5 separate regions of the Homo sapiens genome follow, and regions 2, 3, 4 and 5 are each linked to region 1. Evidence: chromatin contacts called from ENCODE Hi-C or POLR2A ChIA-PET data. All regions are on one chromosome and are shown on one strand. Each heading gives the region's core, a stretch centred on a gene start or an enhancer-like site at or near the end of the contact. The rest is flanking DNA. Distances are from core to core; before and after follow the strand shown.

What was found. A loop is a pair of places that touch in the nucleus more often than their neighbours do. ChIA-PET counts read pairs that join two places held with the same protein, here RNA polymerase II (POLR2A). Pooled maps may share reads with other maps.
Region 2: a loop to region 1 is called in a map of B cell, with 22 times the contacts of the local background. The contact joins the promoter of DECR2 here to the promoter of CRAMP1 in region 1. A Hi-C loop is called at or near these places in 1 of 168 maps with a recorded cell type or tissue (B cell), 1 of 37 single-sample maps with no recorded cell type and 7 of 50 pooled maps. POLR2A ChIA-PET finds 5 or more read pairs at or near these places in 1 of 52 experiments (activated T-cell).
Region 3: a pooled map shows a loop between it and region 1 (14-fold over the local background). The contact joins the promoter of LINC00235 here to the promoter of CRAMP1 in region 1. A Hi-C loop is called at or near these places in 2 of 37 single-sample maps with no recorded cell type and 9 of 50 pooled maps.
Region 4: a pooled map shows a loop between it and region 1 (17-fold over the local background). The contact joins the promoter of RAB40C here to the promoter of CRAMP1 in region 1. A Hi-C loop is called at or near these places in 3 of 37 single-sample maps with no recorded cell type and 10 of 50 pooled maps.
Region 5: a loop to region 1 is called in a map of ascending aorta, with 10 times the contacts of the local background. The contact joins the promoter of THOC6 here to the promoter of CRAMP1 in region 1. A Hi-C loop is called at or near these places in 1 of 168 maps with a recorded cell type or tissue (ascending aorta) and 11 of 50 pooled maps. POLR2A ChIA-PET finds 5 or more read pairs at or near these places in 1 of 52 experiments (PC-3).

Annotation. Positions count from the first base shown.
Region 1 is chr16:1,610,876-1,615,706 of GRCh38, reverse strand. It overlaps CRAMP1 (cramped chromatin regulator 1), which reads right to left and starts at 3,347. Exons shown (of 21, transcript NM_020825.4): 1 at 3,050-3,347; 2 at 722-1,068. The coding sequence starts at 1,067. IFT140 (intraflagellar transport 140) reads left to right here and starts at 3,635. Exons shown (of 31, transcript NM_014714.4): 1 at 3,635-3,739. RefSeq lists enhancers at 2,451-2,951, 2,952-3,452, 3,841-3,900 and silencers at 2,831-2,990, 3,021-3,140, 3,161-3,690.
Region 2 is chr16:400,434-404,642 of GRCh38, reverse strand. It overlaps DECR2 (2,4-dienoyl-CoA reductase 2), which reads right to left and starts at 2,758. Exons shown (of 9, transcript NM_020664.4): 1 at 2,600-2,758. The coding sequence starts at 2,679. NME4 (NME/NM23 nucleoside diphosphate kinase 4) reads right to left here. Exons shown (of 5, transcript NM_005009.3): 5 at 3,889-4,209. RefSeq lists enhancers at 3,193-3,778, 3,626-3,935.
Region 3 is chr16:525,624-529,889 of GRCh38, reverse strand. It overlaps LINC00235 (long intergenic non-protein coding RNA 235), which reads left to right and starts at 2,483. Exons shown (of 1, transcript NR_024121.1): 1 at 2,483-3,043. It overlaps CAPN15 (calpain 15), which reads right to left and starts at 2,178. Exons shown (of 14, transcript NM_005632.3): 1 at 1,861-2,178. RefSeq lists an enhancer at 3,058-3,619.
Region 4 is chr16:586,631-591,339 of GRCh38, reverse strand. RAB40C (RAB40C, member RAS oncogene family) reads right to left here and starts at 1,274. Exons shown (of 6, transcript NM_021168.5): 1 at 907-1,274. The coding sequence starts at 1,048. RefSeq lists silencers at 1,064-1,383, 1,474-1,593, 1,664-1,713, 1,724-1,783, 2,104-2,413 and enhancers at 1,758-2,631, 2,754-2,953.
Region 5 is chr16:3,021,898-3,026,204 of GRCh38, reverse strand. It overlaps THOC6 (THO complex subunit 6), which reads right to left and starts at 2,170. Exons shown (of 13, transcript NM_024339.5): 1 at 1,840-2,170; 2 at 382-497; 3 at 217-281; 4 at 39-142. The coding sequence starts at 1,878. HCFC1R1 (host cell factor C1 regulator 1) reads left to right here and starts at 2,263. Exons shown (of 4, transcript NM_017885.4): 1 at 2,263-2,358; 2 at 2,675-2,731; 3 at 2,844-2,972; 4 at 3,207-3,580. The coding sequence starts at 2,264. The coding sequence ends at 3,342. TNFRSF12A (TNF receptor superfamily member 12A) reads right to left here. Exons shown (of 4, transcript NM_016639.3): 4 at 3,822-4,307. RefSeq lists enhancers at 1,848-2,157, 1,547-2,190, 2,191-2,835, 2,818-2,917, 4,126-4,307 and a silencer at 2,228-2,427.

The sequences.
Region 1 (4,831 bases), core at 2,098-4,597:
ACATGGAGAACGAAACTAACATGCCGTTTTCTTACTATCTTGGTAAGAGACCCCAGCTAAGTAGCAACATTCTCCATCACCTCAGAATACAAGGGCGAACACTACAAGCTGCTGCTTGTTCATGTCAATCGTTTTCACCACTCTTTCCTTTCTTTGGCACAGAAGTAAACCCCAGTTGCAACTCAAAGGGCCCCATCTCTATGCCCTTCCTACTCTCAACCCAGGAGCACTTGAAGGAGAGGACAATGGGTCCAAGTCAGACCCCAAGGATCCTTTCTCCGCTTCTTACCCATCTTCCCCCCAATGAGTTTCAAAAGCCTGCTCCCTTGGTGCATTTCCACCGCCTGATGTCTGGGAAAGAGATACAGCAGGTATTTTTTTCTCTTCCCGTTTCCGAACTATTGTCCGCTGTTTGAAACACAAAACCATAGAAAACCATCAGTGATCCTTTGGAAAGGAAACAGCTTTAAGGGATCTCTTCGACTCCCCCCCAAAAAAGGATACTCACTGCCTCTTCAAAGAGTTTAAATATAGAAAGTCGCAGCCTCTTCGAAGGAGAGAGGGGACACATGCCCCATAAGTGCCACCCAAATTGAGAGCCTCAGTGTAGGCCGCGGGATGGGTGAGCTAGGGTGGAGCCCGGCTGGGGCGAGGGGTTCCTCTCCCCCGCGGCACACCCCGGAGAGGGGCTGGGGTCTCCCAAGGGGACGGGCCGCCCTACCTTTTCCGCGGGGCCCCGAGCCACCGGCGTTGCCGCTCCCCACAGCGCTCGGAGGATCCTTCCTGGGCCTCTTGCTCTGCGGCCGCACGCTGGACCGGAGGAAGTGGTGCTGGTCCTGGGGGCTGCCCTGCGGCGGGGACGGCGCCTGCGGCGCGCCGGGGGGCGCGGGGGGGCCGTCGGCGCCGGCCCGGGGGGTCTTCTCGTCCCTCTTTGTGCCGCTGCTCTCCTCGGCCGCGTCTGCGCCGCCGGCCCCTTCTCCTTCCAGGGACTCCTCATCGGCCGCCCGCTTGCCCAGCTTCTTGAGCCCGTCCTCCCCGCTGCCGCCGTCGCCCAACTTCACTGTCATCCTGCGGCCGGGAGAGGGGAGGCGGCCGGTGAGGCGGGCGCAGGCCGGGAAGTTTAGCGGCCCCGACGCGCTCTCAACATGGCCGCCGTTGTTTGTTCCAAATCCCCTCTCGGCGGCTCGGCCCGGCCCGCCCGAGCCCGCCCGAGCCCGCCGCGGCCCCTGCCGCCCCCACGCCGCCGCCCCCGGCCCTGCCCACCAGCCCGGGACCCTCCCGGGCCTCCCCGGACGCCCCCTGGCCGAGGCTCGCGTCCAGACGCCCGGGCCGGCGGCGGGAGGGCGCGACAGCTCGGCGGACCCTGCCCGGCCCCGGCCCCGGCCCCGGCCCCGGGGTCTATGGGAGCCCCGGCGCGGGCGCGGGTCTGGGCACGGTTGCGGGTCCGGGCCGCTGCCCCGCCCACAGCCACCTACCCGGCGGGGCCGCGGCTCATGGCCTGGCCCTGCGCGCCGGCCTCGCTCCCTGCGCCGCCTCGGCCGGCCGGGCCGCAGCCCCAGCCCTAGCCCCTCGTCCCACCCCCTCCCCGCCCCCCGAAAGGCGCGGGGCTCCCGGGCCCCGCGCACCTGCCCCACGCGCCGGCCCCCAGAGCTGGCCCTGGAGGAGGACAGAGGAGGCCGGATCCACCCCGGGACGGGAGAAGCGCGGGCTCGCCTGCCCGCACGGGGAACTCCATGGTGGCCCAATGCCGCCGGCCCGCCTGCTTATTTTAAAACACACATAAAGAATAATCAGCTCCGGGTCTCTGGGAATCTTCTTCCCAGGGTGGGAAATGTGAGCTGCTGCGGGGATTTACTAGTTAAAAATGCTTTTGCAACAAAGGAGCCTGTTGCATGGAACAGGTTGGAACCACCCGGGAAAGTGACAGCCCAGTTATGTCCGGGTCCAGGTGCAAGAAGCGGTAGAAGACAATGGTGTTAAAACTCTTGGCAACAATTAATAAAATTATTGCATCAACTTTGCTACCCACCGCCCTGTAAAATGTCAACAACAAAGTGCAGTGACTAAAAATGCTGCAGCCCAGAAAGCAGAGCCACTCAAAAATAAACTCAGACAATCAGGTACACAGCAAGAGCTGCAGCCCAGAAACAGTCCGGGACGGGCACGTGTGAGGAAGCAAAAACGCTGAAGATTAGATTCCTCAGCAGATACTGACCCTGCGTTCAACTCAACTGTTGAGAACGGGGGCATTTCCACTTCAAAGGAACACACGATCGAGGCACCAACACCAACCACGAAATACAGGGACGCGGGCGAGGACCTCTCTTTCCGAGAGATCGGGAAATGGCTTCAAAGTCGCAATGATGCCCCCACCCTGAGGTGCAGATCACACAAGGATCCGTGGCCGTTTTCTCCTGTCGGAATTGGTCTAGGGAATCTCGAGTTCATGCTAGTTTTAAAAAAAACTCTGCCAAAGAACAAAACCACCCACGACAAACACCCCAACTTAAGGGATTTCGTGGCAAGACTTCCCACTCTTCCCCCTCAACCCACCTCTTTCCACTCAAGAAACCTAAACCCCCAAAGACCTCGTCTCGGGCTGAGAACCCCGCTGCCCAGGGACCTGTCCGCCCGCAGGCCACCCGGGACCCAAGCAAAACAAACTCGGCCACCAGAGTGAACTCGCCCGCTCGCCGGGCTCCACACCCAAGACGCCGACCGAGCACGGGGAAGCGCTTTTCGCCACTGAAAGGACCGACGCCGTCCAGACTTTACCCTAAGGGCCAACAAGCAGGGGGATGGCCTCCTTTTCGCGAGAACCTCCAACGAGACCGGACTTTTCTCGGAGGCGCAGTCTCCTCCAGCCCCGTCCCGCTCCGCACCGGCTCGCGTCTCGGGATGGGGACGCAGAAGCCTCCTCGCCCTGAGGCCAGTTGTGGCTGTACCGGGCGCTGTGGAAGCGACGCCCCCCCCGCGCTCTCCCGCGCCGCCCGACAGGACCCCCCGGCCGGGCCTCGCCATGACAGCCCCGCCGCCCAGCCTTGGTCACCTTTTTCATCAACGCCGGGCGGCAGCCTGGCTTCCCGGGGCCTCCCCGGGTGCCCGCAGAACCAGCCGGGCCGGGCAGCCCCGGCCCCCGAGCGCCGGCTGCAGGGAGGCCGCAACGCCGGGCTGGTCGTCCGCCTCGGAAGCGACTGGTCGAGCGGCGCTAGCCCCGGCACGTCCCCTCCGCGGGCCGGCGCGCGGCTGCGGGGGCTGCGGACGCAGATACTGCCGCCACTCACCCTAGCGAAGCCGGCCCGCCGCCCTCAGCAGCAGTTCCGGCTACGGCGGCCGGTGGGGACCTCACGGACGGCGCGCGGGGGCGGGGCCGGGGTGCGCGGGCGCGCGGGGCGGGGCGACGAACGCGGGGGCGAGCACCCCCAATGTTTCTTCGGGCCCGTCTCCCCAAAACGGCGCTCCCATTGGCTAGCGCTGGGCGGGCGCGCTCGCACGTACGAGCCCGGTGGGCGTCGGGGGCGAGCCCGCGGCGCCAGTAGTGTTGTGACGCCAGCCTCGCGACCTTGCGGACTGTGCGTCTCTTTGGATTGGTGGACAGACAGCCAATAGGCCAGGGCCCGTGCTGTGATTGGCCGCAGCAGTGTTGACGGATACGTGAGAAGAAAACGGCGTGGTAGCTCGGAGTGTGGAATCGGGCGCGAACCTGAGTTCTGAGAAGTGTGGAAGCACGTCTGAGGCAGTTAAGCGCACCCTTTCCTGGGTGGAGTATGTGCTTCTGCGCTACGTTAGCGTAGCCGAGCGGCGCTGGGCACTTGGTCATTTTCTTCATAGCAAGAAAGCAGAGGGGTGTTTTTCAAATTCCAGTGTTTCTTTCTTTCTTTTTTTTTTTTTTTGAGACGGAGTTTCGCTCTGTCGCCCAGGCTGGAGTGCAGTGGCGCAATCTTGGCTCACTGCAAGCTCCGCCTCCCAGGTTCAAGCGATTCTCCTGCCTCAGCCTCCCGAGTAGTTGGAATTACAGGCGCGCGCCACCATACTCGCTAATTTGTGTGTTTTTAGTACATACGGGGTTTCACCATGTTGGCCAAGCTAGTCTCGAACTCCTGACCTCAAGTGATCCGCTCGTCTCAGCCTCCCAAAGTACTGGGTTTGCAGGCGTGAGCCACCGCGCCCGGCTCAAATTCCAGTGTTTCTTTTTCTTTTCTTTTTTTTTTTTTTTGACTCGCTCTGTCGCCCAGGCTGGAGTGCAGTGGCCCGATCTCGGCTCGCTGCAGTCTCCGCCTCCCGGGGCTCAGGCGATTCTCCTCCCTCAGCCTCCTGTAGCCGAGACTAGAGGCGCCACCGCGCCCGGCTAATTTTTGTAATTTTTTAGAGACAGGATCTCGCCTTGTTGCCAAGGCTGGTCTCGAACTCCTGGGCTCCAACGATCCGCCCGCCCCAGCCCCCAAGAGCTGGAAGCCCAAGCGCGAGCCCCGCGTCCGGCCGCCAGCTGCTTTCTTGGGGGCGCTCCCTGCCTCGCTTGGCTCTGTGGAGTCCGGGGCCCGGCGATGGAACAGGCCCTCAGTCACCCAACACCTCAGGACACTGCCGAGCGCATCGACTTTCCCAGAAACGCTTGACCCACGCCCTCCGCTCCGAAACTAGAAAAGCGGAGCCCAGGGAAGGCCTGGGCCGAGACCGCCGCGTGCTGGAAAGGCTCCGCCTCGGGATGCACGGGAAGGGAACACGCCCAGGAGGGGAGGATGCCGCGGTTGATCGGGGCTGTGACAGCGCGCCCTCCACACAAAGGGGACCCAGACGCCGGCCCTGCGCCGCCGTCTCTCCTAGAAAAAGC
Region 2 (4,209 bases), core at 1,509-4,008, 1.2 Mb after region 1:
ATATGTATAAATAAAATAAAATAAAAATAAATAAAAAATAAAAGAGCCCTGTTAAAATACACCTCCCATATTGCTATACGGCAATGATTTAAAATGAAAATTCGGCCAGGTGCCTTGGCTCACACCTCTAATCACAGCACTTTAGGAGGCCAAGGCGGGCGGATCACCTGAGGTCGGGAGTTCGAGACCAGCCTGACCAACATGGAGAAACCCCGTCTCTACTAAAAATATAAAAAATTAGCCGGGTGTGGTGGTGCATGCCTGTAATCCCAGCTACTTGGGAGGCTGAGGCAGGAGAATCACTTGAACCCAGGAGGCGGAGGTTGTGGTGAGCCAAAATTGCGCCATTGCACTCCAGCCTGGGCAACAAGAGCGAAACATGGTCTTAAAAAATAAATAAATAAATAAAATGAAAATTCATAAAATTATAGTATTTTATTTAATTTATTTATTTATTTTTTATTTTTTTTGAGATGGAGTCTCGCTCTGTCGCCCAGGCTGGAGTGCAGTGGCATGATCTAGGCTCACTGCAAACTCCTCCTCCCAGGTTCACACCATTCTCCTGCCTCAGCCTCCAGAGTAGCTGGGACTACAGGCACCTGCCACCACGCCCAGCTAATTTTTTGTATTTTTAGTAGAGATGAGGTTTCACCGTGTTAGCCAGGATGGTCTCGATCTCCTGACCTTGTGATCCACCCACCTCGGCCTCCCAAAGTGCTGGGATTACAGGCATGAGCCACCACACCGGGCCTATTTATTTATTTTGAGACAGGTTCTTGCTACGTCATCCAGGTTGGAGTGCAGTGGCACCATCACGGCTCACTGCCGCCTTGACCTCTTGGGCTAGAAGGATCCTCCTGCTTCAGCCTCCCCAGTAGCTGGGACTACAGGTGCATGCCAGAGTGCCCAGCTAATTTTTCATCTAGTTTTTCTAGAGAGGGGTATCGTTTTGTTGCTCAGGCTGGTCCTGAACTTGTGCTGACACAAACTTGCAAAGTGCAGTGGGGGAAAGGGTATTTCTGTGTCTTTTGACAGAAATGGACAGAAGTAGATACAAGAGAGAAAAATACCCTGGCTTAAACAAGATAGAGGTTATAATTTCCTCTCTCCTAAGCCCTGCATGGCACTAATATCAAATATGATACCTGAGATTCAGCAAGCTACGTCGGGATAATATGGCTTTTTTATTTATTAGAGATTTTCTTGTACGCATTAAATGTGTACTGATCGGTATGACTGGCACAAACTGTACCAGATGGATGGCAAACTTTTGCTGATCTCCAAGTTGCCTTTCCTATTCTTAATTATTAAAGATTAATTTTGGGCCAGGTGCAGCGTCTCACTCCTGTCATCCCAGCACTTTGGGAGGCCGAGGCAGGTGGATCATCTGAGGTCAGGAGTTCCAGACCAGCCTGACCAACATGGTGACACTCACCTCTACTAGAAATACAATTAGCCCAGCGTGGTATTGTGTGCCTATAGTCCCACTTGGGCGCACTGAGGCTGAAGCAGGAGAATTGGGAGGCTGAGGCAGGAGAATTGCTTCAACCCAGAATGAGACTCCGTTTCGAAAAAAAACTTTTTTTTTTTCCTGCAGAACACTCAGAGAGAATTGTCAATACCTGTCCTTGGAGAACATAATTTAAAACTTGTTTTCTTTTTTTGAGATGGAGTTTCACTCTTGTTGCCCAGTGCAATGGTGCGATCTCGGCTCACTGCAACCTCCACCTCCCGAGTTCAAGTGATTCTCCTGCCTCAGCCTCCCAAGTAGTTGGGATTACAGGTGTGCGCCACCACACCCGGCTAATTTTTTGTATTTTTAGCAGAGACGGGGTTTCACCATGTTGGCCAGGCTGGTCTCGAACTCCTGACCTCTGGTGATCTACCCGCTTCGGCCTCCCAAAGAGCTGGGATTACAGGCGTGAGCCACTGCTCCTGGCAAAAGATCAAAATTTTAATAGAAACTTGAAAATGTTGCCAATTGAAAAAAAGAAAAGGAAAAAAAAAAAAGGATCCGCCCATTAGCCGAGTGAGGGCAGGTGACCGGGGAGGATCGACCTTTGCCCGGGCTGCCTTCTCTTGTGAACACCAAGGCGTTTGCAGGAAAATGAAGAGCTGCTGGGCAAAACCTGGCATTCCTGGGCCTTCTGGGTCTTCCGGAAAAATGATTTCAACCTAAAATTTTCTGTTAAGAAAGAGGCCAGGTTGGGCCGGGCGCGGTGGCTCACGCCTGTAAATCCCAGCACTTTGGGAAGCCGAGGCGGGTGGATCACCTGAGGTCAGGAGTTCGAAAAGAGCCTGACCAACACGGTGACACCCCCTCTCTACTAAAAATAAAAATTAGCCGGGCTGAGGCAGGAGAATCGCTTGAACCCGGGAGGCAGAGTTTGCAGTGAGCGGAGATCGTGCCACTGCACTCCAGCCTGGGCGACACAGCGAGATTCCGTCTCAAAAAAAAAAAAAGAAAGAAAAAAGAAAGAAAGGAGCCAGGCAAGACAGGTTTCCTAACACGCGAGCCCTCGGGGACCACGTGGGGGCGCCGGCGCCCGCGGACCGGACCCCGCACCAAGGCTGCGCTCGCTTCCCAGGCCCCGCTCACCGCAGCAGGTCCGGGCAGAAGAGGTGGCGGTACGCGGGGAGACAGTCGTCCCCCTCCACGTCGGGCGGCGGCTGGGCCATGGCGCTCCCGTCGGGGACTGCGGGGACAACGGGCGGGAGCGGCCTCGGCCTCCAGGACCCGGCGCGCAGCTGCGAACTCGCCTGGAACCGGGAGCCCCGCCCCACTCCCCGGACGCCCCGCCCCTGCCCTGATTGCTTCCCGGAGGCCCCGCCCCTCCCCCGAATTCTCCCCGGAGGCCCCGCCCCCGCCCGCGGCCTGCTGGGACTGGAAGTCGGCGCGCGAGGCGCAGGCGCATTGCGGGGCCGGGGGCGCGGTTCCCGCGGCAGAAGCTCGGCGGTCTGCGGGTCTCCTCCCCGAGTCTTTTTCACAGGTATTCGGCGTCAGCGCCGCGTTCAGAGCCTCCAGGACTTGTGGGATACCCCTGGCTCCTGGGTCCAGGCCAGGCTCGCAGCCTCTGGGCTCCCCGTTCGCCTCCCCGTAAACACCATGGGGAGGGCCGGGGCCCAGGGAAGCGCGGCCAGCCCCGCGCCGCTTCCCAAAATGACCCGTTTTGAGGCCAATAAAGAAGGGTCCGGGGCCGGGCGCGGTGGCTCACGCCTGTAATCCCAACACTTTGGGAGGCCGAGGCGGGCGGATCACGAGGTCAGGAGTTCGAGACCATCCTGGACAACATGGCGAAACCCCCTCTTTACTAAAAATACAAAAATTAGCCGGGCATTGTGGCGGGTGCCTGTAGTTCCATCTACTCGGGAGGCTGAGGCAGGAGAATCGCTTGAACCCGGGAGGCGGAGGTTGCAGTGAGCCGAGATCGCGCCACTGCACTCTATCCTGGGCGACAGAGCGACACTCCGTTTCAAAAACAAAAACAAAAAAAAAAGGGTCCGTTACTTCTGTTCCGCGTGGGGGCCCGGGCGGGGCTATGCCGCGAACCCAGGACGGGGCGCCCCGCCCGCACCACTGTTGGAAGACGGGGGTCCGCGACGGCCACGGGGGAAAAACACGCAGGGCCGCTCCTGAGCTGAACACACCCGCGGGCCAGCGGCTTCAGGGGCGTGACAGAGCCGCCAGCGCTACAGTAATGGCTGCCAGGCCCTTTCTGCGCTGGTTGGCCTCAGCCCGCCGGCCCCTCTCTGCCCCTTCCCCGGGAAGGCAGCTTCTCCTTTGGCGGGATCACAGCACCGGCTCGCGCCTAGCTTGGGTTCTCCGGATTGCAGGCTGGTGGTCTCTGGACCCCTGCCTGGCTCATACATCCAACAACGTTATGGAACTGGGTGTGCAAAACTTCCTCTTTACTGTTCAACTCCTTACAACTTGCATAAAGGCGTCATTTCTACCTCAGAGCTGGGGGAAGTCATAATTAGTGTACCACCCATGTGCTGGGCACAGTGAATTTTAATGCCTCCCCTTTAGAGGAGAGGTTATGATAATGTGAAGACCCCCCCCCACCACAAAGGTTGTCCGGCACTTTGGTGCAAAAAGGATTGGTCCAATCTTGTGCTGGCTTGGGGTACAGAAAGGCACTGAAGTTGGTGGCTCAAACTCCTCTGGGCTGGGGTGGGGCAGAGGTGAACAGGGAAGTAAGTGGTTTG
Region 3 (4,266 bases), core at 1,234-3,733, 1.1 Mb after region 1:
ATGAGGAAACCACCCAAGCCCACCCTCCGTGTCTCCTGTCATTTCAGCCTCACGGTCCAGGGCCGAGTGGCCACCCAGGACAGACACAGACCTGACAAGTCACCAGCCTTCCTGGGTTTCTGTCACTGTTTTTCAAAGACCCCAAGCTGTTTTGTTTAATGATGTCGTCCTCCTTCTCAGCACCTGTCCACGCCTGTTGCCATGAGTAGAGGCATCACACCGCGGGCCAGAGGGCTGGACCAGGGGCAACTCGGCCACCAACGGCCGAGTTCTTCACTGAGCGGCTCAGGCCCATGAACAACACCTGTGGTTCCGGAGGATTTTCCGGGCAGCAGAATCCTTCCCTCCAATTGCCTCGTGTGAACTGGTGGAACCAGCAGGAGGGAGAGACCAGGCGCTCAGCCTCCCTCGGCCCCTCCCCTGCCATGAACAGCTGTCTCCAGCTTCGGTTCCTCACCTGTGGCACTGGGGTTACCGGAGTGCTGCCCAAGGCCAGGGCAAGAAGCAAGTGAGGGGTGCCCGGAGAGAGAGCCAGCAGGGCTTGAGGCTGTCACACAGATGCAGCATTACAGGGGACCAGCCACTTCCTGCTCTCAGAGACCACGGTCTGTGGAGGCCCAGACAAGAGGCCCTGCGCAGTTATGCAGTTACTGAGCCTCGGGCTCTCCTGGGGACTCAGAGGTCACTGGCTCCTCTGCCAATCAAGGAGCTCTGGAGAGCCTCAGACACAGACAGAAGCAGGAAAAAGAGGGGTGCTCCTCCCGCAAGCAGAAGGACCTCGGAGGAGGCAAGGCACACCCAACCCAAGGCCAGGCCAAGCTGGTTTCCTGCAGGACCTGCCTCCCCCAGACAGGCCAGAAAAACAATTTCTCTTGCCCCACTTCACAGTTGAGAAGTCACTCAGAACCGGAAGGGAGAATCACCCCTATATCCTTGCCCAGCCCCAGACTCTGGAAACGCGGAGGCAATTACGGGGCACTCCCACACTGAACTGTGACTCACGTTTCCGCACCCCTCAGACCTGGGCAGAGGAAGAGATCCGGGTTTCCCGAAGGAGAAGCACACAACTCTTCAGCACCCAACGGAGTCCCAGTCTTCCCCACTGGCCCCACACACCCAGGCCTGGCCTCAGGTTCTGGGCCTCACCATTGCTTTCCGGGTCTTGTTACCTGCAGTCCGGTAACAAACTCCAGAGCAGTAAGGGGGCCCCGAGAGCTCGCCCGGCCAGGGCCAGCTGACCACACAAGAGTTCCCCCGGTCAGGACTAGAGGGGCCCCTTCTGCAGCCAGCGGGAGGACAGCAGATTTGCAACTTCCCAGCTGGTGCCGCAGCAGCCCCAGAGGAACACGGAAGAGAACACTGGCATGGCTGGCACAGACGGGGCTCCCGCCAGCCCCTCCACGCCAGGTGGCCGCCCCCAGGCCGTTCCCCAAGTGAGGGGAGTGATGCCCGCACCAAGCACAACATCCCTAAGGCGGCCAGGACCGCACGATGGGCCCGGATATAAGGGCACTCAAGGGCAGGCAGGGCCGAGGCCGCCTCCGGTGTGCGCGGCCCCCGGGGCTGGCCTCAAGTGACCCACATGGCCCAGGTCCCTGCCGACTTCCCGCCTTCCTCTGGGTTCCTCTGCGAAGCATCGCCCAGCCCTGGCCCCCACCAGCCTGGAGGCGCCAGCGGGCGGCGGGCTGACCCCACTCCGGGGGCCCTGCCGTCCCTGCCCTGGCTCGGAGCCCGGCGCGCCCGGCCCCCGAGGCCTCCTGCGCCCCGCCGAGCCCGCGCTCCCCGCCGCCCTCCGGGCCCGCGCTCCCCGCCCGGGGTCCCCGGCTGGGCGCCCGGCCGGGCCCGGCCGACGGGACTCACCTCCACAGCCCGGCGGCGCCGCCTCGTCCTCGCGGCCCGGGCAGCGCGGCCCCGGCCCCCGGGCCCGCTCGCCCCCGCCGGCCGATCCACAACTTCTGCCTCCGGAGAGCGGCGGGGCCCCTCTCGCCGCCGGCCGCGCTGCCCGGACGGCCTCCCGCTCCTCAGCCGCGGGGCGCCCCGACCCGGCTCCGGCCCCGGCCCCTGCCCGCGTCCGGCGCCCGCCTTACGCTGCCTTCGTAGCGTAGCGCCCGGCCCGGGCCCCGCGGCTACGGCGCGCCCGGGGCGCACGCGGCGCTGTGAATCGCGCGCCCGGACTACGGCTCCCACAGGGCTGCGCGGCGCCGACGGGGCGGAAGCTCGGGGCGGTGCCTGCGCGAGGCAGGCCGGGAGTTGTAGTCCTCGGGTGGCGCCCTCCCAGTCCGCCGACCGCCCGGGCCACTTCTCCTGCCCTCGCTGCTGGAGACGGCCGGGCCCGAGGCCTCGGTCCCCGGGAGGCGCCGCGCTCCAGGATTATCAGGGAGTGGGGCGGCCCGAGGAGGAGCTGGAACTACAACTCCCAGAGGGCCTTGCGAGGGGCACGGAGGGGCGGGGCCTGCAGCCGCGGCGTCTGCGCATCAGCGGCGTCACAGACGCGTGGGGCTCGCGGGGAGCCGGGCTGGGGCCGTCCGTGTCCCGCGGGGCTCTGGGCGGCCGCTCGACCGAGGACCCACGACTCCGCCCCGACCCCGCCGTGTTCGCGAGACCCGGAGACCCCTTCGCGCCTTCCAGGACCGCCCCTTTCGCGACGCTGCGTGCTGTGCTTGGTCCTGGCGGCCAAGAGCGGCGGTGGCAAGGGGACCGCCCTGGCCCGAGACGCGGCCTGGCCTCGCAGCGTCGCTTGGGCACAGCCTCTCTAGGCCCCTTCGTCCTCGGTCGCGGAGGGACGCCATTAAACGGCCACGCCGGGCTCAACTGGGACGCGGCCCACGGCGCCCAACCAGGGCCTGGGGGAGGGAAGCCGGGGCGACTCCTGGGTCCTTCCAGGACCCTTGCGCAGGCCTCATTCTCTCCCCGGAGGTCCCCTTCCCGCTGCCCTGAGGCCACTCTCCTGCCAGCAGCTGCTGGGCCGGCTCTCGGGAGAATGCCTTGGCGTCAAGCTTATCAGGCTGCAGGGCGGGACGCGAGTGCTGAGGGCAGCCAGACTCCCGCTCTTAGGTGCACTTGAGGAGCCTGAGAAGGCAGTGGCTCTGCGGGAGAGGGAGACACAGGAGCAGGGCTGGTCCGCCGAGATTCCGGAGAGACGGTTGTGGGCCGATTCTGTGGCGAGATTTACAAGTGGGAGGTTGGGTGACGATTGCTCCTGGGCCAGAAAATCTAAGCCAGTCTCAGCAAGACCTACAAGGCCAGGGCCAGTGCTCCTCAGAGGATATTCATGCTCCAGGAAAGCCAAGGATGGGCCTCCGTCATGCTGAGATGCCGCAGCAGGGACACCTGTGTCCCACGTGGAGCTCGGCTTCTAGCTGCAGTCAGTGCAGAAGCTGGCAGGAGGGGTTTATTTCTGTCCTCGGAAGCTTTTGGTAAGGACACTTCATTCCTGTGTCTTGGACACCTCCCCCTAGGTCTGCTGCCCCCTCTGTGGAGACAGGCAGGGCAGCTGGATGTGCCGTTTGTTCCCAGACTATATCCATGCCAAAGCATCCCAAGGGCAGGAAATGTGTCCCCGGGGGCCAGTGGGGGTCTGGGGGCACAGAGGGCTGCAGAGTGAGAGCTGGCTCTCCTCTCTGCAACTTGGACAAGGCTCTGGGACCCTGTCCTCCCCAGCTTCCTCACCTGCATGGCAGGATACTGGCCAAGTGTGGCTTTCGAACCACAGGAGAGGGTGCAGTCAAGGCCTCACTCAGGGACCGCAGGTTCTCTTCCCTTCCCAGTCCTTCCCTGGCACTGCCTAGGTGGCTCCCTGGCCAGGGGCCAGTGGTCTAGCCAGCAGGCCTTATAACCTCCCCACCAGAGAGGCAGCTGCAGTTGAACCTGTTGATCTGATGCTGAGGGCCCTGCCAGCTCACTGCAGAGTGGCCAGTTCTGGCCAGTTTTGCTAGGCCAGGCCCATTTGGGGTGAGGAGAGGGTGGGAGCACCCCAGCTCTCCCCAGTAGCCTGTCATGGTGAAGGAGGAAGCCCATTCACCCAGAAGAGGGCCTCAGGAGGCGTCTTCAAGGTGACTGAGGTTTCCCCGCACAAGGAGAGTGCTGGAGGGAATGGGTGCGATGAGAGAAATGAGTCACTCGTGCCTCCGTGAGGCCAGCCTGTGATTGTCTTGAAGATTCTGAGTCACAAGACATCAGGCACACAGGCGTGAATTGTAAATGACTGCACAGCAGAAGGTAAGTGACTCTGGATTATCCAGACCATTGACCGAGCCCTGCTCCGTG
Region 4 (4,709 bases), core at 25-2,524, 1.0 Mb after region 1:
CTCGGACCCCAGATGATCCCAGACCCATGACACCTTCCCTTAGGACCATGATGCCTTCCCCCAGATCTATGACACCTTCCCTCAGACCCCAGATGATCCTAGACCCATGACACCTTCCCCTGAGATCCCAGACCATGACACCTTCCCTTAGGCCCATGACACCTTCCCCTGAGATCCCAGACCCATGACACCTTTCCCCAGATCTATGACACCTTCCCTCGGACCCCAGATGATCCCAGACCCATGACAGCTTCCCTTAGGACCATGATGCCTTCCCCCAGATCTATGACACCTTTCCTCGGACCCCAGATGATCCTAGACCCATGACACCTTCCTTTTGGCCCATGACGCCTTCTACCGGGACCATGACATCTTTCCCCGGACCCCAGATCCTGGACCCATGACACCTTCCCTCGGACCTATGACACCTTCTCCCAGACCCCAGATCCTGCACCCATGACACCTTCCCTCCGGCCCACGACACCTTCCCCCGAGCCCATGACACCTTCCCTCGGACCCCAGATGATCCTAGACCCATGACACCTTCCCCAGGCCCATGACACCTTCTCTAGGACCCATGACACCTTCCCCTGGGCTCCAGATCCCGGACCCATGACACCTTCCCCTGAGATCCCGGACCCGTGACACCGTCCCCCAGACCCCGGGTCCATGGCACCGTCCCCGCTGGGCGCGTCCCTCTGGTCCGTCCTCCTGCCCCCCGGCGTCACCTCGGGACTGGAGCACGGGCACCCCGCAGCCACCGAGCTACCGAGTCTGGAAGCCAGGCAAAGGCGTTCCTGGGAACGTTCGGCGGCGCTTGGAAGGGCCGGGCCGAGGGCGAGCTCCGTGCCCAGCTCGCCGGGCTCGGGCCCCGCGTAGCAGCGCGCGCCGCGGGCCGGGCCTTACCGTTACTGTAGGCGTACGGGGACTCTGCCGCGCCGTCCTGCAGGCTCTCCAGGATCTCGCCCTTGCCCACGTCGCTGTCGCCCACCAGCAGGAACTTGAGCAGGTAGTCGTAGCTCTTCACCGGACTGCCCTGCGAGCCCATGGCCGCGCCGCCTGCGCCCCGCGCCGGCCGCCTGCCGAAGCACCGCCGGGTGAGGCCGCGGCGTGAGAGAGCCCGCGCCCCGCACCTGCGCCCGTTGCGTCCGCCCCACGGCGGCCGAGTGGGCGCGCCCGAAGCCCAGCGCCGGCCCCGCCCCGCCCGCGCCCGGGCGCACCTCAGCCTCGCCGCCGCCCCGCCGCTTCCCGCACCACCAGGGCCGCCGCGCCGCCCCACCCCCGGCCGCGCCGCCGCCATTGGCCACCCTTCGCCCGCCCTCCCGAGCCCATTGGCCCACCCGCCCGTCCGTCACGACTTCCCCGCCCTCACGGCGTTCCACACGGCGCCGCCAGACCTCCGGTCGCACCGCCTCTTCACCACCCCGCCCTGCCTTCCCGTAGTCACCAGAGGTCGCCCGCCGCCCTCCTTCCCTCAGCCATTGGCCTGTCTGCACGTCTGTCATGACCGCCCCTCCCCCGCCTTTCCCACACGGCGTTGCGGAGACAGCGGACGCCTGCCTCATCGCCGTCGCCATTGGCCACTCGCCTCCTGCTTTCCCGGAACCATTGGTTCGATTATAAGTTCACCAAGATCATTCCCTTCCCTGCGGCTGCCTCCCAGAGAAATCCCAGAGCCGCCGGCCGCCCCGCCCCCGGCCCACAACGCCGTTGTCCTCGCCCGCCCCGTCGCCGGCGCCATTGGGTCGCTTGCATGTCCATCACGGCTCTGCTAACCCCGCCCCTTTCCTACACGCTCGCCAATCAGGGGCTCGGAAGTCCACGTTGTTTGTATCCGCCCCTTCAACGCGCGGACGGGCGGCAGGATGCAGGCGCGCCCGAGCCGAGGCGATGCGGCTGAGTCCGGGAAACGAAAGCCCCTCGCAGGCTGTGCCGCCTGCTTCCGCAGAACCCTCGGAGGGAGCGGCGGGGTGGCCCCGGGCGCGTCCTCTCTAAGGCGGTGCGGCCAATCGGCGCTCGATGAGGCGGAACTTCCTCTCCGGGGCAGGGGCGGGACTTCCGCCCGGCGGCGGCGGGGCGCACCGTTGGGTCACCAGTGAGTCTGCAAAGTCGCTGAGGTTCTGGGACAGCGCGGCGTCACCGAGCGTGAGCCTTCCGCCCGGGGACGCGGCCGCCACAGCTCGGGACGCGGGGAGCGCGGCCGGCGCGAGCTCAAGACCCGGCCCGACGTGCTCACTGCGGCAGCGGCGCCTCCTGGACGGGGACCCAGGGCCCGGACCGCGCTCTTCCCGGGGGCGCCGCCGAGCCCTCGTCCCTGCCGGGCCCGGCTGCCGCAGGTGCGTGGGCGAGCGAGGCGGCTGCGTCCGCGGGCCCCGGCGTGGGGTCGGGGGTTGAGTGGGCACGTGGTTCTTTCTGGGGTGACGAGAAGGTCCTACCGTCGTGGGGATGGTCCTGCCTCTCTCGGTGAAGTTACTCACTCGGAACGGGTGAGCTTTGTGATACGTGCTCTGCGTTCAGTAGCGCTGTTACAGTCGTAAGTAAAAGCAGTAACGTCAGCGCCGACCCAGCGCAGCCCTCTCCAGACCGGGTGCGGAGCCCGTCACGTCTGCCCCGCCGGCGAGGAGCAGAGCCCGGCAAGAACCCTCCTCCAGAGGGGCCCCGACCAGGGCTGTGCCTCCGGGAGCAGGTGCTGCTTACACAGAGGGACGCCAGGACGGGCAGCCCCACACCTCCAGTGACCTCCCGTCCCCCAGAGCTGAAGACATGGCCTGACTAAGCGGCGACCACATCGACGCACCAGTTTTTTCTTTTTTGAAACAGGGTCTCCCTTTGTCGCCCAGGCTGCAGTGCAGTAGCGCGATCTCGGCTCACTGCAGCCTCTACCTCCCCGGCACAAGCGATCCTCCAGCCTCAGCCTCCCGAGTAGCTGGGACTACAGGCGCCACCATGCCCGGCTACCTTTTGTATTTTTTGTAGAGATGGCGCCTTGCCAAGTTCCCCAGGCATTAACCCGGAAACAACCTGGCGGGTCAGGGAGAGCCTCTTCTGCTCAGAGGTCATTGTGCCCAGACTTGAGCCCTGGCTGTGAAGTCCCTGAGGCCCCTCACTCCAGGGACGGGAAGCACCAAAGATGTGATGTTTCCTCCTCGGTTTCTGAGACTGCCTGGAAGCGGGGGGTGGATAGTGGTGAGCAGCCGTCTCCTCCTTTCCTGAGAACATAAATCAGAAACGCTTTCTGAGGCCGGGCACGGTGGGTCATGCCTGTAATCCCAGCACTTTGGGAGGCTGAGGTGGGTGGATCACCTGAGGTCAGGACCAGCTTGGCCAACATCGTGATAACCCCCTCTCCACTGAAAATACAAAAATGAGCCAGGCATGTTGGTACGTGCCTGTAATCCCAGCTACTTAGGAGGCTGAGGCAGAAGAATTGCTTAAACTCGGGAAACGGAGGTTGCAGTGAGCTGAGATTGTGCCACTGCACTCCAGCCTGGGCTACAGAGTGAGACTCTTGTCTCAGGAAAAAAAAAAAAAAAAAAGTGCCTCAAAAATAAACAATTAAAAATGTTCTTATGGTCTTCACAAAAATAAACTTTTTTAAAAAAGAAAAACAAAGTAAAACGCTCTCCAGACCCAGCCGTGGGCCACTGCTGCCTAGTTCCCACCTCCTGGGACAAGAAAGGGTCATCCCCTGGCTGATGAAGAAGTCAGGTTTCTCCCACTGGAGCTGCCCACCACAGCCTGTGGACACAGCCCTGTCCTGGGTTCCTGGGTTCAGGAACCTTTCCATAGGGTGAGATCCTTGGAAAGCTGCTGTGCCCTCTGACCTCCCAGCCTCCGAGCAGAAAAGTGTCCCAGGGAACCCAGATGGGTCTAGGGCAGCAGGCCCAGTGAAGGGAGGGACGGACTCTGGGGCAGCAGGCCCAGTGAAGGGAGGGACGGACTCTGGGGCAGCAGGCCCAGTGAAGGGAGGGATGGACAGAGGGGTGCCATCCTCTGGCATCCAGGCCTTGTGGACCGAGGGGCAGCTGCGTGCACTTACGCAGGGTGTCCTGGGGTCCACCATGGCCAAGCCAGGCCTGGGCAGGGGCAGGACACCATCCCTGCAGCTGAGAGATCTCAGGCCAGGGACAGGGCAGCCAAAGACAGTGGAGTGTGGGAAGAGACCTCCACCCAGAAGTTTGGGGTGAGCCACCACCTGGGCACCCACTTGTTGAGCAGTCAGGGTATTTCTGGGCCCATCTCGGAGGCCTGAGCAGTGTCTGGTGGAGACCCTGACAGCCCCCTTCTGCCACACCCCACACTCAATGGCCATGGCAGAGACGGGCCAGGACACTAAGCGGAGCCTCTGTCCAAGTGAGGGGCTTGGGAGACAAAGGGAGCAGTTTGGGGTGTCCACCCTGCCCCCGGGGAGCCCAGCAGCCGCCGGGATGTCCTCAAAGTCCTGCTAAGGGGGTGGACAGTTGCCCAGTGGGGCAGACAAGCCTTGGCCCCTGAAGCCCTGTGCCCAGGGAGCACCTACAAGTTTCAGCTACTCAGGGACCCCCCCCAGTCCTGGCCTGCTGCCAAGGGGAGGCCTCACTCACATCCCATGAGTGGACAGAGCCAATCACCTTGGTGGACACAGCGTGCAGTGGATGAGGGCAGTGAGGGATGGAGCGTCAACATGGTCCCATTTCTGTGGACAAATTAATGACAAGGGAATGTAGCTT
Region 5 (4,307 bases), core at 921-3,420, 1.4 Mb before region 1:
CCAGGCACCCCAGCCCTTTCCCAAGCTCGACTCCTTACCTTCTTGAGCATCTCCGCCCAAAGCCAGGCCTTCACCTCCCCATCCCCAGCACTAAGCAGATGTCGATCGGTGGAAACCATGCTATAGACGGGCCCATCATGGGCTAAAGAGAAATGCAGAACTGAGTGAGCCAATCCCACCCAAAGTCCTGAAGCCAGACTCCACAGGTATACCCACCTTGGAAAGTCACCACCGGCTTCTTACTTTCCTCTTTGGCTTCTGAGCTCAAAGCAGAGGACAAGCTGCAGGGACAGCGGAGGGGACCCAGGAGTCAGAAACGGGGGCATCCGTCCCATGAGGGCCAAGTGCCAGGGCTAATGGGTGGACAGCGGCAGAGGGTACCTGAAGATGGCAATCTGCCCGTAATTGTTGCCAGCCGCCAGAAACTTCCCACATGGTGAGACGCTCTGGGAGAAGATGGTCATATGGAGCCGCTGCAAGGCCTGGAACACCTCTGTCTGCAGGGAAAGACTGGATGAGGCCTGCCTGGGACGTATGAAACCTCCCATCCACAGATTCCTCCCTGCTTCCCCCAAAACCTGCCAGGCCTCCCACTGTCCTGACTTCTCAGCCTTCTTTTGAGGCGGCCCCGCCCCAAGCCAGCACCTGCCCATGCAGTCCCATGGGTGGCTCCAAGAAGACACTGAAGAAGGGGAGAGTTGAGGTGATGCCTCAGGGACCTCTGAGCAAGCACCCAGGCCTCTCCTGCCAGCTTCCTCAACTGACAAATGGAGCTCACAGAAGATTCCATCACAATTAGATGAGCTAGTGTATAGACAAGAGCTTTACATGGGGCTGTCACTCAGTGCTTAAGCCGGGTGTGGTGGTTCATGCCTGTAATCCAGCGCTCTGGGAGGCCAGGAGTTTGAGAGCAGCCTGGGCAACATAGTGAGACTCTGTCTCAAAAAAAATTTAAAAATGTGGGGCCGGGCGCAGTGGCTCACGCCTGTAATCCCAGCACTTTGGCAGGCCAAGGCAGGTGGACCACCTGAGGTCAGGAGTTCAAGACCAGCCTGACCAACATGGAGAAACCCTGTCTCTGCTAAAAATGCAAAATTAGCTGGGAGTGGTGGCGCATGCCTGTAATCTCAGCTACTCAGGAGGCTGAGGCAGGAGAATTGCTTGAATCTGGGAGGCGGAGGTTGCGGTGAACCCAGATGGAGCCACTGCACTCCAGCTTGGGCAACAAGAGTGAAATTCCATCTCAAAAAAAAAAAAAAAAAAAAAATTTGGCCGGGCGTGGTGGCTCACACCTGTAATCCTAGCACTTTGAGAAGCCAAGGCAGGCAGATTACCTGAGGTCAGGAGTTCGAGACCAGCCTGGTCAACATGGTGAAACCCTGTCTCTACTAAAAACACGAAAATTAGCTGGGCATGGTGGCACACGCCTATAGTCCCAGCTACTTGGAGGGCTGAGGCAGGAGAATCGCTTGAACCTGGGAGGCGGAGGTTGCAGTGAGCTGAGATCGCGCCACTGCACTCTAGCCTAGGTGACAGAGTGAGACTCTGTCTCAAAAAAAAAAAAAAAGTGCTTTGCAAGAACTAGAAAATTAAAAAAAAAAAAAAAGTACCTCTACTACCCCAACATAGAAAAACGTACTGATTTATAATTCCTACTCTCTGACTTGCGTTAAGCCCCTGAAGCACTTCTGGGTTACTATCCCGCCCCCCTGGTCAGAGTCTGAGTCCCACAAATAGCCCAGGCAAAACAGGGCTCAGGGCACGATTCCCTGCCCGCCCCGTCCCAGCCATGCGTGAACTACAAACCCCAGAAGGCAACGCGCACCACGTCCGTCTCACCTGACCCAGAGGCACCGCGAGCGGCACAGCTCGCTCCATCTCCAGAACTACAAGTCCCAGAGTGCTCCGCGCGCGACGCAACCTCACGAGGCCTTACGTGCCTAGAGCGGTTCCTCTCCGTGGCGCCCTACCGCCTTCGGCGCGAAGGTGGCTGGTGCGTACCGTCCCGAACCCTAGGAGCCGAGGTGAGCGCCGCGAAGACCCCCGACATTAAGAAGTGGTGTCCACCGCAGCCCCCTTAAGCCGGATACCCTCCCCCACCCCGAGGAGCAAGCCTGCCTTCCGCCACGCGCCGCCCGTCTTCCGCGCCCGCGCAGAACCTCGCGGCTGTGCCCGCCTAAAGCCACGCCCATCCTCTCTTGGCCACGCCCTCAGAGACTCCTCCCCTGTCGCCCAGATCCCACCCGCAGGACCCCAAAACCCAATGATCCTGCAGCAGCCCTTGCAGCGAGGCCCCCAGGGAGGGGCCCAGCGCCTCCCGCGGGCCGCCTTGGGGGTGACTTGGGGCCTGGACGCCAGGTGCGTGTAGGGGACCAGGGTGGGCCTGACCAAGGGCCGCAGGAGCTTTGGCTGGGTGCTCAGGACTGGTCTGCAGGATGAATACGGGGTGGGGCGAATCGGCGGGGCTTAGGCGTGAGCTGAGATGGGACTGGGGCTGCGGCTGAGGGTCGAGACTTCCGAGGTACCCTGCTGGATGGTCCAGGAGAGCGGGGACCGGCACCAGCTGAGACAGGAATGGGCTTGGGGCTCCTGGCTGATGCTGCAGGCTTAGGCGGGCAGATCCTTGGGAAGGGGCCAAGAGGGTGGGGTGCACCAGGCTCTCTTTTTTTCCCAGCTCCCCTCTCCGAGGAGCTGTGCCCATGAGCACCAAGCGGCGCCTGGAGGAGGAGCAGTGAGTTTGGGGGCAGGGAGGGACTCCCAACAAGATCTCTGTCACCTCTGGTCCCCAACAGGCTGCCTCCTGTGTCAGTATCCCAGCCTGCCTCTCTGCCATCTCTCCCCAGGGAGCCTCTGCGCAAGCAGTTTCTGTCTGAGGAGAACATGGCCACCCACTTCTCTCAACTCAGCCTGCACAATGACCACCCCTACTGCAGCCCCCCCATGACCTTCTCCCCAGCCCTGCCCCCACTCAGGTAGGTTCCTCCACTGGCCAGGCCTTCTGCAGAATCACAGGCGGTCCTCACAGCTGACCTCAGGCCCTGCCTCATCGTGCCATTTTTAGCTCTAGCTGACCTCTGGGTTGTTTCCCATCTTGGCTCTTTGGAAAGTGCTGGGAACCCAGGAGCCCCTGGGGACCTGGACCTGGTGGGAGGTGCTCAGCTAGGCCAGCCTCAGCTCCATGCCCTGACAGTCATTTCCTCTTCTAGGAGCCCTTGCTCTGAGCTGCTTCTCTGGCGCTATCCTGGCAGCCTCATCCCTGAGGCCCTCCGTCTGCTGAGGCTGGGGGACACCCCCAGTCCCCCCTACCCTGCAACCCCAGCTGGGGACATAATGGAGCTCTGAGTGCTGGTGGACAGTGCCCCTCCCACCTTCCTTCTTCCCCACAACAGAAGAGACCAGCGACTCCCGCAAAGGGACAAGGTTCCTCCCTCTCCTGCAGAGTAGGCATCTGGGCACCAAGACCTTCCCTCAACAGAGGACACTGAGCCCAACGGAGTTCTGGGATGGGAGGGGTGGGAGCATGGGAAGGGAGGCATCCCACCCCCAAGAAGAACTGAATAAAGATTGCTGAGCAAAGGAAGGCTTCAGTCTGGAACCTGGGGCTTTTGGGGATGGTGGAGAGGGCAGAGGCGCGGGATGCTGGGGTTTCTCCTCAAGATCTTCCCTGGAAAACTGTTAGGGCCAGCCAGGTCCTTGCCGGCTGAGTTCCAGGCATTGAGAATGTGTGAGTCAGAGCCTCACCCCCGCCCCCGCGGCTGGCTGACTCACTCCCTCCCTCCAGCTCAGGGGAGTCAGTCGGGGATCACTGCCTCTCCAAACCATTTAAAGTTAAAGATTCTTTTATTAATAAATTCTCCCTCCCCTCCAAACTCTCCCCAAAATAAATATCTCCTCCCCGCTTTGGGGAGTTGGGGGGGTCTGTATCTTAGGGCCAGCCCTCCTAGTGGGCCAGCCCCCTAGTGTTAAAAATAGGTCCCTAACCCCCCAGGGTGACCCCCGTGGTGGAATTTCAGGACATCTGAGTGAGTGGGGCCTAGTGTCAAGTCTGCCCCCCAAGTCAGCCTGGCCCCCAGGGCCTCTAGGAAGGAGGGCACCCCCCTCCCCTGTGCAAATGCTGCAGTTCCTTAGTCAGTGTCAGCTGTTTTGTGTGAGCCAGCGTGAGGCTCCCTTTCTGTTCTGGAGCCAGAGGCAGGGCAACCAGACACCTTGGAAGGTTCCCCTGAACCCTGGGCCCAGGCCTCAGAGGTGATTCACCGCCCCCCACCCCCCTTGTGGTTGGAGGAGCTTGGCTCCCGCCGCGTCTGGGA